Regions from separate parts of the Homo sapiens genome. Here region 1 is linked to region 2. A link is a loop called in an ENCODE intact Hi-C map of the cell type or tissue named here. Cell type or tissue: heart right ventricle. All regions are shown on one strand. Links, peaks and the distances in the headings refer to the core of each region. The heading gives the core; the rest is flanking DNA. Region 1 overlaps EIF2B3 (eukaryotic translation initiation factor 2B subunit gamma). Region 2 overlaps EIF2B3 (eukaryotic translation initiation factor 2B subunit gamma).

Region 1 (5,381 bases), core at 113-5,112, 63 kb after region 2:
TCGTCTCTACTAAAAGTACAAAAAATCAGCAGGGCGTGGTGGCAGGCGCCTGTAGTCCCAGCTACTCGGGAGGCTGAGGCAGGAGAATGGCATGAACCCAGGGGGCGGAGCTTGCCGTGAGCCGAGATCGCGCCACTGCACTCCAGCCTGGGTAACAGCGCAAGACTCCGTCTCAAAAAAAAAAAAAAAGTTCCCATAAACATCTCTTTAGGAAAAAAAAAAACCCTACACCTGCAACTCACCATGCAGGAAGCAGCAAACGTGAACAAATCAGACCACATACATACAAACTAAAGAAACAGCCTGCAGAATCCTACTTAGAACAATGCTTAGAAAGACAAGGAGACAAATCATTACTAAAGACATTCACAGAGTTGTCATTACAACAGTACAGAAGTTGCCCCATTTCATCAGAATGAAAATGACAATTTGCTGAGGAAAAAAATCCCCTTTCTATTTTTCTAAGTTTCTCTAATAAGATGGCTGTTTTTTTGCAAGTTTACTGATCTACAATAAATTGAACTATTAAGTATACTCCAAAATCAAGAAAATGACTCCAATGCAGATGCCTCAGAAGTGGTAACAATGTTGTCTTGGCAAATAAATGCTGTTATCATTCGATATCTGCAAAAGTGTTTAAATCTGTCAGTACAGTGAATGCCAAACAAGTCCTGCATAATTGTGAACAGGCTGTAGGCTCATTTCTCTCTTTGCGTTTTGATGACTTTTTGCTAAACTGAATGCAAAATCCCCAAGGATCACAAGGAACAGACCCCTCCACTCAATGTCTGGTTGCCATCTGTTCTTAGTGTGAAAAGAAAGGCGTGGGTCTGAAAGAACAGGGCCTAGCATACAGACGGAGGTGCTGTTCCATCAGCCCCTCTCCTGCCTCTGTTCCCAGAGAATGCACCATGTAAGAGTCACTGAGACCAAACACATCTCATCCTCTGTGCAACTCCATCACTTCCAAAGGAAAGTGTTTGTTGTCTGATCAATTTCCAAAGCTGGAAATCTCAGAAGAAGAAAGAAAGGAAAGCTAAATCACACTTATACCTTCATAATACCTTTTTTTTTTTGAGACAGGGTCTCAGTCTGTTGCCCAGGCTGGAGTGCAGAGGTGTGATCATAGCTCACTGTAACCTCAAATTCTTGGACTCAAGCATCCTACCACCTCGGCTTCCTAAGTAGCTGGGACTACAGGCACCACATGCCACTATGTCCACTAATTTTAATTTCTTCTTCTTCTTCTTTTTTTTTTTTTTTTGTAGAGACGGGATCTCACTATGTTGCCAGGGCTGGTCTCAAACTCTTAGGCTCAAGTGATCTTCCTGTCTCAGCCTCCCAAAGTGCTGGAATTACAGGCATAAGCCACTGAGCCTGGCCTGATTTTATAAACGCTGTAACAGAAAGAAATGATCATTGTTTTTATTTTTATTCTAAAATGTAAAGCCCATTCTAGGAATGCAAATGGCTTTCTAGTAACTGGAGCCCAGAGAGAGAAAGTAGAAAAACTGATAAGACCCAGAGAAGTATTTTTGATCATGTGTGACCACAAGCCATGAATAAACATGGACTGTTTGGACTGTGAAGCAACTGTGTGTCAGAAATGCAGTTAATTTTAAAGTTCCCTGAACATGCCAACACTCAGCTGCCTTTGTTTCATGGACCCACTTCTTTTCTAATGCCAACAGTATGCCTCTTCTGCAGAGACCAACTGGCCTCTCCAAAGATCTCCCTACTCACTATTCCAACAGTCATTGGTATGCCTCATCCCAAGCCTGCTCCTCTAGAGAAGCCAGGGCAATGTCAAGGGCAGAAAGCACAACTCAGAAGGAAAGCAGATGTGTGCACTCTTGACAATATAGAAACATGCAAGGTTTCAAGGGAAGGCAGCACTTTAGTGTTTAAAGTGTCCAAAACACCCAGGAATTCAAAATCCAAACTGCTGCCAGTTAGTCTTGACTAAAGTAAACAAATTAAGCTCAGAAAACCCAATTACCAAGCCATGGCAAAGCCCAGAAATCTCTCATTACAAGAACATTTTCGATCAAGCCAAAACCACTGAGTAAAATTAGAGGGGAAAAAAGGTTAAATCAGAAAACCGGATGTGTGTGTGTGTGGCTGTAGTGGTGGGGCGGGAGGTGAGGAGAGCTACTGGGAATAGCCTCTTTTCTTTTCCTGGCAGCTGTTCCATGACAGATTGTTATAAATAACACAATCTGGCAACCGATTTCTTATGACAAGGAGAAAGAAAAACACATTTACTCCCTTGGAAAAAAACTGTCAGGGCAAGGTAACTACCATGCTTCTCTACTCACCCAGTGCTTCCACAAATAATGGCTATGATCCAAATCACCAGCCTGCATGCCACCCCTGCCCATATGGAACTCATGAATTCAGCTACTTGGTGTGACTATGAAGGTCACATTTTACATTTTCCTATGTGGTCCAATCCCAGTCAAATCCCCAAGAGTAGTTTGTGTGCTTTTTCTTTTCTTTTCTTTTTTTTTAGACAAGGGGTCTCCCTATATTGCCCAGGCTGGTCTCAAACTCCTGGACTCAAGCAATCCTCCTGCCTCAGCCTCCCAAAATGCTGGGATTACATGCATGAGCCACTGCACCTGGCATAGTTTGTGTGCTTGAATAAACACCAAAGGCTAACTGCAATGGAGACCTCAGTTTTGGTTTAAAATGCTTGGAAAAGATTCCAGTCTATAGTCCTCAAAGTGCAAGGCCAAGGGCCAACTGCCACATTGTTTTCACTGAGGTTGGGGCAGTAGCTCTAGGAAGGGAAATGACCAACTCAGTCAGTAAGTAAGAAATGTGATAATCCTTGGGCTCACAGCTAAATATCCTTACTATATTCCTTAGTTTAATCATGCTGTTGCTACCATCCAGAATCTGATGCCAGAAATCCGCCCATAGTCCAGGATGGAAGTCCTTCCTCTCCTGCCCTGTCCCCTACTCTTCCCCTATTGCACTGCCTTAGTTCAGGTCTCAAAATCTTCTTCCAGTCTCTTGGCTGGTGTCTCTCTTGCTCCAGTTTTCCCTTATTCTAATCCATACTCTAATTTCTACTGCATATGTCTTTTCCCTGCTCAAAGACACCCTAAAACAGTGTTTTCCAAACATCAAAAAAGTTGAACTTATTGCCACTTACCTTAAAATTTTTAAAAAAATATATAGATCACTATAATATGATATGCTCTTTATATAATATATATAAAGATAGACATTTAAAAAGGAATAAATAAAACATTTAAAAACAAGAAATTCTAACATTTTCCTCTGGTACTTAATTCTGTACACCACCTGGCTTTGAGTACAGCCTATTTTGGAGATTGCTGCTCAACAAGATTAAGTTGGAATTCCTTAGCATGATTTTAAGGGTCTTCAAAATATGACTCCACCTACCTAATTCAGTCTTCTCTCCCCCAACTCCCCTCCACATAGCCAATGTTAACTTTTTCTTTTCTTTTCTTTTCTTTTTTTTTGAGAAAGAGTCTCGCTCTATTGCCCAGGCTATTGCCCAGGCTGGAGTAAAATGGCACGATCACGGCTCACTGCAACCTCCGCCCCCCGAGGTTCAAGCAATTCTTGTGCCTCAGCCTCCCAAGTAGCTGGGATTACAGGTACATGCCACCATGCCCAGCTAATTTTTACATTTTTAGTACAGACAGTGTTTCGCCATGTTGGCCAGGCTAGTTCTCAAACTCCTGACCTCAAGTGATCCTCCTGCCTTGGCTTCCTCAGGTGCTGGGATTACAGGCATGAGCCACTGCACCTGGCCGCCAGTGTTAATTTGATAGAGTCGACTGCCAAGAATGTATACCCTAGTCTGTCTTCCTACTCTATTATATATTTATCCATCAAAATTCAGGTCTTGTCACAGTTACTAGAAAGGGCAGAGCCGATATATTATCTCCCCTAGAGATGATGCATTTTCTGATCCATTACAGACCTTAAATCACTAATTGGATTACATATATATTTTTTCCATCTAGACTTTGAGCTCCATAAGGAGCCCTTTTATCTTTGTATATTCAGAGTTCAACCTAGTGCTGGCAAACACGCATGAGTAAATGTTAGTACTTTTCCTGTTATCTCCTTCTCTTTGTTTAATTTGACTCAAATATTAAAACATCTGATTTTAAATGTTTAGAAACAGTATACATTCTGACAGAGGTGAATGCTCCCTTTGTAGAGACTGACTGTTCAGAGTTAGGACAGGGGCCACAGAGACAACTTTGCAGTTCCCTAATGCAAGAAGGTAGGAAATGAACCTGCTACTACCAAAGAAGCAAAAGGCAGAGATGTCTGAAAGGAAAGAAGTCAAAAGCAGCTGTCCTGGAGGGCACGGCTGAAGAATGATGATATGCTTGCTAGATTTACAACTTAAAATGAAGGCTCAACATTTATGGTTCTAATATTCATAATTCATTCACGTCCTCCAAGGAAATTTTCCTCTTCAGATTAAGAACAAATAGAGGAATTATATTCTTCCTTACTGTGTGAAGCTAGGAAAGAAGCACCTATATTAATTTTTAATTATGTTCAAATGAGTTCCCTATAAAAATGCCTGTCACGTCTCTTCTAGGATTTAGATATATGCAATTTAATTTTCATCTCTAAATGCACTGACTTGGAATAGAAAAAAACAAGAGATTTTTTTTGTTCTCCCAAATCAAACTTTCACTCTAAAGGGAAGTTCATAACAATGAGAAAAAATACAACTAATAAATCTTTTTAAAACTTAGGGTTGGCTGAGCACAATGGCTCATGCCTGTAACCCCAGCATTTTGGGAGGCCAAGGTGGGAGAACTGTTTGAGGCCAGGAGTTTGAAACCAGCCTGGGCAACATAGCGAGACCTTATCTCTACAAAAAATTTTAAAAATTAGCCAGGCATGGTGGTGCATGCCTGTAGTCCCAGCTACTTGAGAGGTTGAGGCAGGAGGATCATTTGAGCCCAGGTTTCAGGCTGCAGTAAGCTATGATTGTGCCATTGCACTCCAGCACCCGTGACAGAGTGAGATCGTGTTTCTAAAAAACAAACAAACAAAACAGAAAATTCAAGAAGTAACAATTTTAGCATGTTATTTAGAGACATACAGATAAAAAACAAAGTAGCTAAAAGAAGAGAACCTTTCGGGTTAGGGATATGGGGTGGGGGTGGTCAGGGGACTAATATTTTTAGGAACAAAGCTTGAACTATTGAATTATTTAAATTATTAAATTATTAATTTATTAAATGATATTGAATTATTTAAATGATATATACATATAACTTCAATAAGTATAAGGTGTTTATTTATTTATTTATTTTTTGAGACAAGAGTCTTGCTCTATCGCCCAGACTGGAGTGCAATGGTGCGATCTTGGC
Region 2 (5,381 bases), core at 144-5,143:
AACTTTGGGAGAAAACTTTTTTTTTTTTTTTTCTGAGACAGGGTCTCACTCTGTCTGTTGCCCAGGCTGGAGTACAGTGGTGCGATCTCAGCTCACTGCAACCTTTGCCTCCCAGGTTCAAGTGATTCTCCCACCTCAGCCTCCTGAGTGGCTGGAAAGCTGGGATTACAGGTGTGAGAGCCACATGCCTGGCTAATTTTTTTTTTTTTTTTGAGACAGTCTTGCTCTATCGCCCAGGCTGGAGTGCAGTGGCATGATCTCAGCTCACTGCAACCTCTGCCTCCTGGGTTCAAGTGATTCTTGTGCTCCAGCCTCCCAAGTAGCTGGGACTACAGGCACATGCCACAATGCCTGGCTGTTTTTGTATTTTTTGGTAGGGATGGGGTTTTGCCATGTTGGCCAAGCTGGTCTCAAACTCCTGGCCTCAAGTGATCCGCCTGCTGCAGCCTCTTAAAGTGCTGGGATTACAGGCATGAGCCACTGTGCCTGACTTTTTTTTCTTTTTCTTTTTTTTTTTTTTTTTTTGAGATGGAGTCTCGCTCTGTGGCCCAGGCTGGAGTGTAGCGGTGCGATCTTGGCTTATCGCAACCTCCACCTCCCAGTTCAAGTGATTCTCCTGCCTCAGCCACCCAAGTAGCTGGGATTACAGGCGCCGGCCACCATGCCTGGCTAATTTTTGTATTTTGAGTAGAGATGGTGTCTCGTCATGTTGACCATCCTGAGGTCAGGAGTCTTGAACTCCTGACCTCAGGTGATCCGCTTGCTCCGGCCTCTCAACATGCTAGGATTACAGGTGTGAGCCACCATGCCTAGCCAGAAATTTATTACAGTTTATAGTTTAAATGATAATAGCCCTTCTCAAAATGAAACTGCCTTTATAAAACTAATAAAAGCGTACAAATTTAGGATTACAAGAGGGGCCTGAATTCTCATGATTACCAATCATTTTTCCAAAGGTCACAAGATTTGCAACTTCCCCAGTTACTCCTGTAAGTAACATCACTATTGTTGAACCTAAGATTGGCTTTTTAAGATGTCTTTTCTGACTTTTGCATTTCTGATGACTGGATGACTCCACTGGGACCAGTGACCCCTCTGTGGCCCCCATCCAAAACTGGGCTCAGCAGAGGACTGGTTTCCACACCCCTATGATTGCATCCCCAACCAATCAGCAGCACTCATTCCCTAGACCCCTGCCCACCAAACCATCCTTGAAAAACCCTAGCCTCAGAATTCTGGGGGAGGCTGATTTGAGTAATAATAAAATTCTGGTTTCCCGTTTAGCTGCCTCTATGTGTATTAAACTCTTTATTGCAATTCTCCCATCTTGATAAATCGTCTCTATCTCGGCAGCAGGTAAGATGAACCCACTGAGGAGTTACAGTAGCAGTCTAGAAAGTCTGGACTGAGAAGCCAGTGGTAATTTTTCCTTGTTAGACGGGGTCTTGCTCTGCTGCCCAGGCTGGAGTGCAGTGGTGCAATCACAACTCACTGCAGTCTTGACTACCTGGGCTCAAGTGATCCTCCTGCCTTGGCCTCCCAAGTAGCTGGGACCACAGGCATGTGCCACCATGCCCAGCTAATTTTTTTATTATTTGTAGAGGCAAAGTCTCACTATGTTGCCCAGGCTGGTCTTGAACTCCTGGACTCAAGCAGTCCTCCCACCTCAGCCTCCCAAAGTGCCGGGATTACAGGTGTGAGCCACCGCACCTGGCTGCCAGTGGTAGTTTTTAAGCAAGAAAGTGACATGAACAGTTTTATCTCTTATTAAGGTAATTCTGGTAGCAATGTGGAAGAAAGCCTGGAATAAGGAAACTGAAGAAAGGGAGACCAGTTACAATATTCTGAGAGATGAGATAATGAGGCCTGAGAGAGGGGTGAAAGTATGGGCAGCTCTATAAACCTGACTTGCTGCATACTTCCCACCACCTCTCCCAGCCCCCATTCAAAGCTCTGCATGCTGACACAAAACCAAACAGATGGAGTGTAGGTAGAAAGGAAGGCAAGACAGAGGCAGAGGCTGAGGAGGGTAAGGAAAACTATGAACCCTGGAGCTACACAGTTCATAGTTTCTGCAATTTTTAAAGAATCAATTTTGAAAAATTCTGTGTTAAGCTGTGAGCTCTTGTATTGAATTTCAATGTGATTTTTCTCCTGATCCTTTGATGAAGATTTAAAAATTTCCATGTGAATACAAAGAATGAAGCAACACTTACTCTTAGCTCTTTTTCTCCCCTTTTAATGCTTCAAACCAGTGTAGGCAGCAAATGTTCCTCCTCCATTGGAAAACAAGTCAGTTCCCTTTGAAGAAGTGACAAAGCACGGACAGCTAGGGGATTTCAGGGCCATGATATTTACATTACAGACCAAAAAGAACTGTCACTGCAAGAGGCAAGCAGACGAGCCTTGGCACATGGCCCCATCAGGCAGAACCTTCGAGAGGATCCATGATTTGAAGAGAGGCTATGAAACAGCCCTGCCAGGTCCCACCCACCTCTGCTGGAGCTCAACATTAGGTCAATCCCCATGATGCAGTTGACTTAGAAACATAATGAAGGAAACAATTACTCTTCCTGCTTCCTAGTTAAAGTGCAGGCAGCTCAGAGCTGTGCCAAGAAATGTTACAAAGCTACAGTGAACCATTGTGAACATCCTGGGCCTAGGCCACTTGCTGGATACAGTGCCCTGGTCAACCTTACTTTCTCCTTTCCCTCTTATACACAGCCTTCCTAGAAACACCTGTCTTATCTCATGAAATCATAAGCTCTTCTCAAGCAATCACAAAGGAGAACAATAGACTTGACTACTAGCAAACAATCCCACCAAATAAAAAGACAAAATAATTGCTATGAATAGGGCAAAGAATATTCTTAATAAACAGATATGTGTTAAAAAAACATATAAAATATTTTCAAAGAAGTAAAAAACTAAAATAAGATGCAATTTCTCCTCCAACTAAATTAACTGATTCAAAACAATTTTCATTACTGATAAGAGTGCTTTGAGAACCGTTACTGTCACATAATGGGAGTCGGAGTATAAACTGATAAAATCTCTGAAAAATAATTGGCAACATTATAGCAAAAGACTTGAAGATATTCATATAATTTCACCCTGTAATTCCATTTCTATAAGTCTATCCTAAGGAAAATATATTACTCAGTAAATATTTGCTGAATAGATGAAATCATCAGATTATAAACAAGAATCTTTCAAAAAAAGGTATTCCCGTTATTTATAAAAATGGAGAACAATAAAATATTCAACAATGATAGATCAAAATACCTCTATAACAGAATGTCATATAGGCAAAACTGTGACTGTAAAGAATTTTTTTTTTTTTTAGACGCAGTCTCGCTTGGAGTGCAATGGCACGATCCTGGCTCACTGCAACCTCCGCCTCCCAGGTTCAAGTGATTCTCCTGCCTCAGCCTTTTGAGTAGCTAGGATTACAGGTGCCTGACACCACGCTTGGCTAATTTTTTTTTTTTTTTTTGTATTTTTAGTAGAGATGGGGTTTCACCATGTTGGTCAGGCTGGTCTTGAACTCCTGACCTCGTGATCCGCCCACCTCAGCCTCCCAAAGTGCTGGGATTACAGGCGTAAGCTACCGTGCCTGGCCAAGAATTCTTTAATGATAGAATAAAATGCTTATAACACTCAATGAAAAAAGCAAATTTTTGTTTTTTTAGATAGAGTCTCGCTGGAATGCAGTGGCACGGTCTCGGTTCACTGCAACCTCCGCCTCCTGGGTTCAAGCGATTCTCCTGCCTCAAGCTCCCGAGTAGCTGGGATTACAGGCACCTGCCACCATGTTGGGCTAATTTTTTGTATTTTTAGTAGAGACGGGGTTTCAACATGTTGGCCAGGCTGGTCTCGAACTCCTGACCTCATGATCTGACCTGCCTCAGCCTCCCAAAGTGCTGGGATTACAGGCGTTAGCCACTGTGCCCGACCCCGATTATTTTTAAAGTGTGATTTCAAGCATGTATTCTTACTATATATATGAAAATAAAACAATGGAAACAAATACACTAAAATGTTCACAATAGTTATCTCACAGTAGTGGAATTATGAATGTTAAAGCAAACTAAATATGGCCTGAGAAGGACTTCATACTTCTATATTTGAGTCCTTGTGGACAAACTGCATCCTAACTTAATAGGTAGATGAGACTGAAAACCTAACTTAGGAGTATGTGCCTGTACTAATAGCTGAGAATTGGCCAATCCCAGCAGCCATAATTCAACTACTCATACACTGCTGAGTGTTCAAACCGTGTTCAAATAAGGCAAATGCCGAGCTGTAACCAATCCAGTTGTTTTTGTACCTCACTTCTGATTTCTGTACGTCACTTCCTTTTTTTGTCTAAAAATTGTCAAATGCCTCTGACCATGAGGCATCCTTGGAGTCTTTCTGAATTTGCTGTGATTCTGGGGGCTTCCTAATTCATGAATCATTAATTGTTCAATTAAACTCCTTTAAACTTAATTCAGCTTTTCTTTCTACAGATGGTGTCAGAAGTGGGATCTGAAGTAGAGCTTTAACAACCCCAGGAGCGCTGAGTGAACAAGCAAGGTACCTGCAAGGACCCACTTATGTCCATTGATCTCTCAGAGTGACTGGGGATTGTGGGTAAGCTCTCTCTCAGATTTCAGAGCTCCAAGGATTTGTGTTTTGAGCTGTCCAAGTTTCTTTGAGCAAATTTCTGATCCAAACTAGGTTTGGAAGTCACAAGAGAAACTTGAGTGGGTCCAGGATTGGACTTGATCCAGTAATTAGCTGGCTTGGATCCAGCTAATTACTTGGCTTCTTACATCTGACTGGGTCAGAAAGAAACTGGTTGTAAATGGTAATACTGTAGGGGTTGTAAAATTTGGCTCTTGAAAATTCACAGGGATGTTTGTGTTCTACCCCTTTGTTTCATTTTTCTTGTGTGCTTAGGTAGGAAAAATCATTGGCTAAATTCATCAAGGGAACCTGAGAGCAAAGCAAATATTTTAGGTAAAAATGGGATCCTTCATTTTTGGAAAACTGAATTCCTTCCAGCTTATACATTAGCTGGTAAGCAGTGAAGTCTTACAGAAATGGCGAAATCTTACTAAAGATAACTTACAGTAGAACGTTCCGAATGAACAATGCACTGAAGTGCATTGAGACTCATCTAGGGATGCTTACTGATATGCAGACGCTTCTAAAAAGATTTCAATATTTTTATTTAAAGACTTTATGAAGGCCGGGCGCGATGGCTCACATCTGTAATCCCAGCACTTTGGGAGGCCAAGGCGGGTGGTCAACATGGTGAAACACCATCTCTATTAAAAGTACAAAAATTAGCCAGCCATGGTGGCGCAGGCCTGTAATCCTGGCTACTCGGGGGG

What was found. Hi-C counts contacts between places; a loop is a spot of excess contacts. Peaks named below come from ENCODE experiments on the same cell type or tissue, not always from the same donor. Only the 100,000 strongest peaks of a DNase experiment are listed, where the experiment ranks them.
Region 1: it touches region 2 in a loop (2.5-fold over the local background); 2 of 110 quality-filtered maps call a loop at or near these places.

Annotation. Positions count from the first base shown.
Region 1 is chr1:44,945,380-44,950,760 of GRCh38, forward strand. The region is part of intron 3 of EIF2B3 (eukaryotic translation initiation factor 2B subunit gamma); the gene reads right to left. Among named protein-coding and RNA genes, the nearest start is that of EIF2B3, 39 kb to the right of the region's middle. In heart right ventricle, for the core only: no CTCF peak of the experiment used is centred there; a DNase peak (open chromatin) is centred at 2,171; H3K27ac peaks cover 2,705 bases.
Region 2 is chr1:44,882,423-44,887,803 of GRCh38, forward strand. All of the region lies in intron 6 of EIF2B3 (eukaryotic translation initiation factor 2B subunit gamma), which reads right to left. Among named protein-coding and RNA genes, the nearest start is that of PTCH2, 42 kb to the left of the region's middle. In heart right ventricle, for the core only: no CTCF peak of the experiment used is centred there; a DNase peak (open chromatin) is centred at 2,479; H3K27ac peaks cover 932 bases.